Linked DNA regions of Homo sapiens: region 2 is linked to region 1. Evidence: chromatin contacts called from ENCODE POLR2A ChIA-PET data. All regions are on one chromosome and are shown on one strand. Each heading gives the region's core, a stretch centred on a gene start or an enhancer-like site at or near the end of the contact. The rest is flanking DNA. Distances are from core to core; before and after follow the strand shown. Region 1 holds the start of PLAUR (plasminogen activator, urokinase receptor). Region 2 holds the start of IGSF23 (immunoglobulin superfamily member 23).

The links. ChIA-PET counts read pairs that join two places held with the same protein, here RNA polymerase II (POLR2A).
Region 2: POLR2A ChIA-PET joins it to region 1 with 10 read pairs in A549. The contact joins the promoter of IGSF23 here to the promoter of PLAUR in region 1. POLR2A ChIA-PET finds 5 or more read pairs at or near these places in 3 of 52 experiments (A549, activated T-cell and naive thymus-derived CD8-positive, alpha-beta T cell).

What each region holds. Positions count from the first base shown.
Region 1 is chr19:43,668,526-43,672,657 of GRCh38, reverse strand. PLAUR (plasminogen activator, urokinase receptor) reads left to right here and starts at 2,489. Exons shown (of 7, transcript NM_002659.4): 1 at 2,489-2,592. The coding sequence starts at 2,538. LOC124904724 (a long non-coding RNA gene) reads right to left here and starts at 3,894. Exons shown (of 3, transcript XR_007067264.1): 1 at 3,475-3,894; 2 at 2,178-2,632. RefSeq lists an enhancer at 2,421-2,720 and silencers at 3,641-3,720, 3,761-3,990.
Region 2 is chr19:44,611,625-44,615,427 of GRCh38, reverse strand. IGSF23 (immunoglobulin superfamily member 23) reads right to left here and starts at 1,865. Exons shown (of 5, transcript NM_001205280.2): 1 at 1,658-1,865. The coding sequence starts at 1,782. RefSeq lists an enhancer at 1-453.

The DNA.
Region 1 (4,132 bases), core at 1,240-3,739:
AGCCTGGGAGACAAAGTGAGACTCTGTCTCAAAAACAACAACAACAACGACAACAAATCACATAGTATAATCATTATTACAGCAGTAGAAGTAGCTACCACTTACTCATCCCCTACGACTCTCTTCCTCTCCTAATCTGTTCCAGCCACACTGACATCTCTTCTGTTCCTAGAATCTCATCAGGCTTCCACCTCAAGGCCTTTGCACTGGTTGTTCCTGCTCCTTGGAAAGGTTCCCTGCCCATCTGCCCTACTTCTTCCCTCACTGCATTCAGCCTCTGCTTGAATGCCACTTGCTCAGGGAACCCCTCCTGGATCACCCACCTAAAACAGCTCACACCTCATTTGCACCCAGATACTTCCTTCAGCCTGCTTTGTTTTCTCCAGTTTGCTTATCCCTCTCAGACAGTGAAAGATTAGATAACACATATCTGCTCCCCACTGTCAACACAACAAAAGGTGGGAACTTTGCTTTGCGTCCTGCTGTGCCCCTAGCTCCTGGACCAGTGCCCAGCACAAAGTAGGTCCTTGGTAGATGTTAAAGGAATGTGTTGAGCCCTCCATTTCGGCCAGCAGCTATTCCAGGCATTGCACCTACATTAAATTGCTCTGTTTAGTTAGATGCATCCTAAGACGGGGAGACAATTTTATCTTTAGTATTTTATTTTACTTAAAAAAAAAAAAAACTTGGCCAGGTGCAGTGGCTCATGCCTGTAATCCCAGCACTTTGGAAGGACAAGGCAGGTGGATCACCTGAGGTCAGGAGTTCGAGACCACCCTGACCAACATGGTGAAACCCCATCTCTACTAAAAATACAAAAATTAGCCGGGTGTGCTGGCGTGCCCCTGTAATCCCAGTTACTCAGGAGGCTGAGGCAGGAGAATTGCATGAACCCAGGAGGCGGAGATTGCAGTGGCCGAGATTGCACCACTGCACTCTAGCCTGGGTGACAGAGTGAGACTTCGTCTCAATAAATAAATAAATAAATAATAAAAAGAAAGAAAAAACTTATTATAAGCCTTTTCAAACCCACAGAAAAGGAGACAGAATGGCATAATATGCCCTTATATACTGATTACCTTTATATAATTGATACAACCATTTGGCTATTTTGCCTTTATTTTCTACTCAAGTATTTATTTATTTATTATTTTTTTGAGACAGGGTCTCGCTCTGTTGCCCAGGTTGGAGTGCAGTGGTGCAATCATAGCTCACTGCAGCTTCCAGTTCCCAGGTTCAAGCGGTCCTCCCACCTTAGCCTCCCAACTACCTAGGACTACAAGTACGGGCCACTGCACCCAGCTAATTTTATTTTATTTTTAATTTCTTTTGGAAAGATGAGGGCTCTTTATGTTTCCCAAGCTGATCTTGAACTCCTGGCCCCAAGTGATCCTCCTGCCTTGGCTTCCCAAAGCATTGGTGTTACAGGCATGAGCCACCTCATCTGACCTCTTCTAAAATATTATAAAATAAATACAGACATCAAAATGAAAACAAAAGAAAAAGAAAAAACAAAACAAAAATCCCCAAAACAACAACAACAAAAAATGCAGACATCAATAACATTCACCACTAAATACTCTAGTAAGCATCTGCAAAAACAAACAAACAAACAAAAACCAGAATCCCACCTAAGCATACAGCCATTGTCGTAACAGTGATATCTACTTTTTTGGCTGAAGTGTCTTTTTTTTTTTTTTTTTTTTTTTCTGTGAGAAGGAGTCTTGTTCTGTTGCCAGGCTGGAGTGCAGTGGCACGATCTCGGCTCACTGCAACCCAACCTCCGCCTCCCGGGTTCAAGCGATTCTCCTGCCTCAGCCTCCTAAGTAACACACACACGCCACTACGCCCGGCTAATTTTTGTATTTTTAGTAGAGACGGGGTTTCACCATTAAGTGTTTTAATGTAGGTGCAATGCCTGGAATAGCTGCTGGCCAAAATGGAGGGCTCAACACATTCCTTTAACATTTACCAAGGACCTACTTCGTGCTGGGCACTGGTCCAGGAGCTGGGGGCACAGCGGGAAGCAAAGCAAGGGTTAAGTGTTTTAAGTGTTTAAGAGATGCATATTTCAGGATGCATCTCTAGATAAGGACATTTTCCAAAATACCAGTATCCCTCCTGACAAAACTAACAAAAATCCTGTTAGCCAAATAATCAGCCACATTCATATTTACCGTCAAAGTTTTTATCCTCATTTTACAGCAGTGGAGAGCGATTGCCCCGGGTCCCACGTTAGGAAGAGAGAGAACTGGGATTTGCACCCAGGCAATCTGGGGACAGAGCTGTGATCACAACTCCATGAGTCAGGGCCGAGCCAGCCCCTTCACCACCAGCCGGCCGCGCCCCGGGAAGGGAAGTTTGTGGCGGAGGAGGTTCGTACGGGAGGAGGGGGAGGCGCCCACGCATCTGGGGCTGACTCGCTCTTTCGCAAAACGTCTGGGAGGAGTCCCTGGGGCCACAAAACTGCCTCCTTCCTGAGGCCAGAAGGAGAGAAGACGTGCAGGGACCCCGCGCACAGGAGCTGCCCTCGCGACATGGGTCACCCGCCGCTGCTGCCGCTGCTGCTGCTGCTCCACACCTGCGTCCCAGGTAGGGGCTGGGTCCCGAACGCCTGCGCCTGGAACAGGGTCTAATTGAGGGGGTTGGGGGTTGTCAGAGGATGAGTTGGAGGAATGCGGTTCAGTCCTCAGCATCCTCCCTAATCAAATAATAGTAATTCTCGTGCTTTGTGCAACGCCACGCGGCGCAGTACCTGGCACTCAGTAGCTAAGGAAATATTAGTGGAGCAAAGGCATTTAGCTTTACATAATTTAGTGAGTGCTTTTTTTTTTTTTTTTTTTTTTTTGACAGAGTCTCACTCTGTCGCCCAGGCTGGAGTGCAGTGGCGCGATCTCGGCTCACTGCAACCTCTGCCGCCCGGGTTCAAGCGATTCTCCTGCCTCAGCCTCCTGGGTAGCTGGGATTACAGGCGCCTGCCATCGCGCCCGGCTAATTTCTGTATTTTTAGTGGAGACCGGGTTTCACTCTGTTAGCCAGGATGGTCTCAATCTCCTGACCTCAGATGATCCACCTGCCTCGGCCTCCCAAACTGCTGGGATTACAGGCGTGAGCCACCGCGCCCGGCCCAAGTGTTCTTTTTTTAAATGGAGTTCTTCGAAGCCTCTTCCTTGCAATTTCAAACTAGGCGATGGGACTTTATTAATTTCGTTTCGCAGAGGAAACTAGGGCACAGAGAGGTTAGATAACTGGCCTAAAATCACACAGCCAGTGCTTGAATACGCAGGATCTGACCCTGCAGCGCCCCCCAGCGCTCTCCACGCTGCTGGGTCTCCCCCTCTGAGAAACGGGGGGACAGGACCCCCTTTTACAAAAGGCCCAAAGGGAGGCTGACTGAGCGGCGCAGAGCCAGTGCTGGAGACCCGGGACTGTCCCTCAGGACCTTTCCCTCTCACTGAGGCGACTCTCACTTACTTCCCCGGAAAATGTGGGGGGCTCTGGGTCGAGGAATTCGAGAAGGAACTGAGTCAGGGCGGGTGGCCACAGGGTGTTGGGGCCGCGATGAATAACCCGGAAAGCGCTCGAGACCGCGGGAGGCCGGGAATGAGTAACAGCTCCGGGATACTCCGAACGCGCAGCTGGAAAGGGATGTCCGGGAAGGCCCGGAGGTCGGGGACCGGGCCTAGGGACTGGGCTGCAATCTCGGGGCGGAGCCTGGGGCGGGGAGAGAGTGTCGGGGAGGAGCCAGAGGGCGGGGCTGGAACCTCAAGGAAGAGCTACGGGAGAGGTTACAGACCGAGGAAGAGCTAGGAGCGGGGCTAGAACCTCGAGGCGGAGCCAGAGGGCGGGGTTATAACCTCGAGGCGTAACCAGAGGGCGGAGTTATAACCTCGGGAGGAGCTAGAAGGTGGGACTAGACTCTTGAGGGGCAGGATTATAACCTCGGGGAGGAGCTAGAGGGCGGGGCTGGAACCTCAAGGAGGGGCTAGGGGCGGGGTTATAAGCTTGGGGAGGAGCTACGGGGCTGGGCTAGGACCTCAAGGGGCCAAGGGGCGGGGGTTACGACCTCGGGGAGGAGCTACAGGGTGGGGCTGAAACCTCAAGAAGGGACTGGGGCGGAGTTATGACCTCA
Region 2 (3,803 bases), core at 616-3,115, 940 kb before region 1:
GGTCTTGAATTCCTGACCTCAGATGATCCGCCCGCCTTGGCCTCCCAAAGTGCTGGGATTACAGCACTTTGTAATCCCAGCCACTGCACCCGTGAGCCACTGCACCCGGCTCAGAACTGAACTTTATTTATTTATTTTTGAGACGGAGTCGTGCTCTGTCGCCCAGGCTGGAGTGCAGTGGCACGATCTTGGCTCACTGCAAGCTCCGCCTCCCGGGTTCACGCCATTCTCCTGCCTCAGCCTTCTGAGTAGCTGGGACTACAGGCGCCCGCCACCAGGCCTGGCTAATTTTTTGTATTTTTAGTAGAGACGGGGTTTCACCGTGTTAGCCAGGATGGTCTCGATCTCCTGACCTCGTGATCCGCCTGCCTCGGCCTCCCAAAGTGCTGGGATTACAGGTGTGAGTCACCGCGCCCAACTCAGAAGTGAACTTTTAAGACCTGGATAAGGAAGCAATTCATTCACTATCTGAGAGGCAGATGTGTGTGGTCTCTGGAAAGTGTGGTCTGGGAAGCCAGCCCATCTGGCTTCAAATCTTCAGTCTGCCACTTCCAAGTGTGTGACCTGGAGAGGGCACATGACCTCTCTGAACCTCAGTTTCCCCTTCTGTGAAATAGGGATCGTACAGCTCTGATCTCAAAGAGTTGTGATAAGAGGTAAATGTTACTATAGGAAAGCACTTAGAACGGGCTGACAGGCTGGGCGCAGTGGCTCACGCCTGTAATCCTGGCACTTGGGGAGGCCGAGGCAGGAGGATCGCTTGAGCCCAGGAGTTCGAGACTAGCCTGGGCAACATAGTAAGACCTCATCTCTACTAAAAATAAAAAATTAGCTGGGTTTGGTGGCGCATACCTATGGTCCCAGCTACGCAGGACGCTGAGGCAGGAGAACAGCTTCAGCCCAGCAGGTTGAAGCTGCAATGAGTCATTATCGGGCCACTGCACTGTAGCCTGGACAACAGAGCAAGACCTTGTCTCAAAACAAAACAAAACAAAAAAACAAAAACCCCAAACAGGCTGGTATATAGATCTATTCAGTTACAGTGACCTTCTATTACGGCTGTTATTATTTTATGATTGTTATTATTTATATGTATTATTACTAAGTTGCGGATTGCAGGGGTGAGACAGGGCATTCTGGTGGAAGGGGGCTGGGCTGGGGTCCCAAATTCTGATCCTGCCCCTTGCCAGCCCTGTGATCTTGGGTAGGTGACCTGTTCTCCTCTTTGCGCCTCACTTCCCTTCTTCCTAAAAGAAGCCAATAGGGTCATCTCTTGTGGCGGAGTGGCCTTCAAGAGTTCTCATGAGTTGGGTGCCTGAGCTGCATGGGCCTCAAACTGACAGGGTCAAAGCTCTGAGTGGGGGTGACTTGGACTCGTAAGGAGACACTCTCCTCCTTGTCCCTGGCCCGTGGTGAAGCCGCTGTCTCCAACGCACCTGTTAAAAGCAGCTTCCTCCAGGTAGGGGTGTGGCTGGAGCTGACGTCCAGAGGACCCCTCATCTCGTGTTCTGTCCAGGGACTGTGCAGAGAAGGTCTCCTCATCACACATGGGGTCTTCATAGACCTGTACAGTCGCGTCTGCAGCCCCGGCCTCACCCTGCAGGACCCTGCTCACGATGACCATGCCCTACCCTGGCCACTTCCCCACATGACTTACACCAAGTTGGCTGGGAAGTCACCTCCAGCCGCATCCTTCTCTAGCATCGGGTCAGTGGTGGTGGTGGGTGGGGACCAGGCTGGGACAGGGTTCCTGGGAAGGGGGCTCTGAGGTTTTGCTCTCATTCTCTCACCGTACAATCCCCGCCGGGAGATGGAGGGAGAAGCAGAATCGCCCGCTCCTATCACTCACATCAAAGGCAAGGAATGGCCAAAGGTCAACCTGGTAGGAGGTGACGGGGCTTTGGACTCTGAACCACAGCTTTTCTCCTCTGTAAAATGGAGGCGTTAATAATAGTGCCTGCCCCAGAGTCAGACAGGGCCGTGGACACAAGGTGCTTGGAGTAGTGCCTGGTCACGTAGTAGGCGCTCAACGAATGGCAGTCACTATGAAGTCAATGCTAATTATAATTTGGTGTCTAGGATGTCCTGGAGGCATGTTTAGAATCCCGTTATCAGGAGCTTGCTCAGACTATATCCTGAATTTTAGATTCTAGAAGGATAAGCTACACTAGCTACTTTTTCCTCACCCTTCTCACTCCCCAGGTCCATTCTTTCCTCCTCAAATTAATAATTATATTACTCAAACTAATAGCTGGTGTTTATTGAACACCTACTATATGCCGGACACAGCATTAACCTTGTAACAGGGTTGCCTAATTTGAATCCTCATAGCAACCTCGAGGGGTAGATATGAGCATCCCCATTTTCTCGTGGTGCACAGGGGCTAAGTAACTCACCTACCATCACACAACCGTTCACAGGGGCTTTCTGCCAGTTTTTGGAGGCACCAGCTCAGGGGCTTTGCATGAGCCGTTCCCTCTCCTTAGAACCTTACTCATGTAATCTCAAAGCTGACTGTATCTTATTATTTTGGCTTAATTCACACACATCACTCTATCAAAAAGGCCTTTCTTAATGCCTGCTGCAACTCAGTTCCCCACCTCTTTGCTAGCAAGCCACACTGTTTTGTTTTCTTTACATCATTTACCGCTATTTTAGATGATTTATTTATTTGTCCACTTGTATTATCTGTCTCTCCCTCCTTAGTCCCACCTCTCCGACTTGAATATCAGATCCAGGAGGGCAGGGATGTTGTCTGGCTTGTGGCTATGTCCCTAGTGACTAGAACAGTGCCTTGCATATAACAGGTGCTCAATACATGTTTTTGTTTTTGAGACGGGGTCTCACTCTGTCAGCCAGGCTGGAGTGCAGTGGCACGGTCATAGCTCACTGCAGCTTCAACCTTTTGGATTCAAGCAATAATCCTGCCTCAGTCTCCTGAGTAGCTGGGACTACAGTCTCACACTACCATTCCCAGCCAATTAAATTTTTTTTCTTTTTGTAGAAATAGAGTTTCACTATATTACCCAGGCTGGTCTCAAACTTCTGGGCTCAAGTGATCCTCCTGCCTCAGCCTCCCAGAGTGCTGGGATTACAGGCATGAACCACCTAGCCAGCCTACATGTTTTCTTTTTAGTGAATAAATGAATGAAGAGCAAGTGAGTGAAATGGGAGTGTTCAGACTTGAACTCAGATCTTTCTGACTTAGAAGCTCATGCTTTTCCCTCCCAGAGAGGTTCAGGTTCCACCCAGGGGCTAAGGTTCACCCATAAGTCTCTAATAATAGTCATTATCAGGTGACACAGTTATTTCTTTATTAGCATTTGCTAAAGTGCCTTTTTTATAGTTGGTCTGAAGGCCTCTGCTGGAGTGATTAGCTAGGTCAGGAGACCACTGTAGGAAAAAGTAAATATTTACGATGCAGTTAATAACCATTATGTTGTAAGGTTTCTGGGGTTTCTACCCAGCCAGTACTCTCTTGTATCCAGGTAACAGCACCTGGAGTTCTCTTTTGGAAACCAGCCTCCTCATGGCTCCAGGGAGGTGAGGGGCCCAGGACTGGCCAATCAGAGCACTTCATCCCCTGACAACAGTGATTTTTGGAGACCTGGGCGTGGCACTCAGAACAGGCCAAGGAGAAGCAATCTCTTACGGATTTTATTGGAACTCTGGGGAATAAAGCAATTTTTCTTTTTTCTGTTTTTAAATTTTTATTTATTTATTTAAAGACAGAGTCTTGCTGTGTTGCTCAAGCTGGAGTGCAGTGGTGTGATCTCTGCTCGCTGCAACTTCCACCTCTGGGG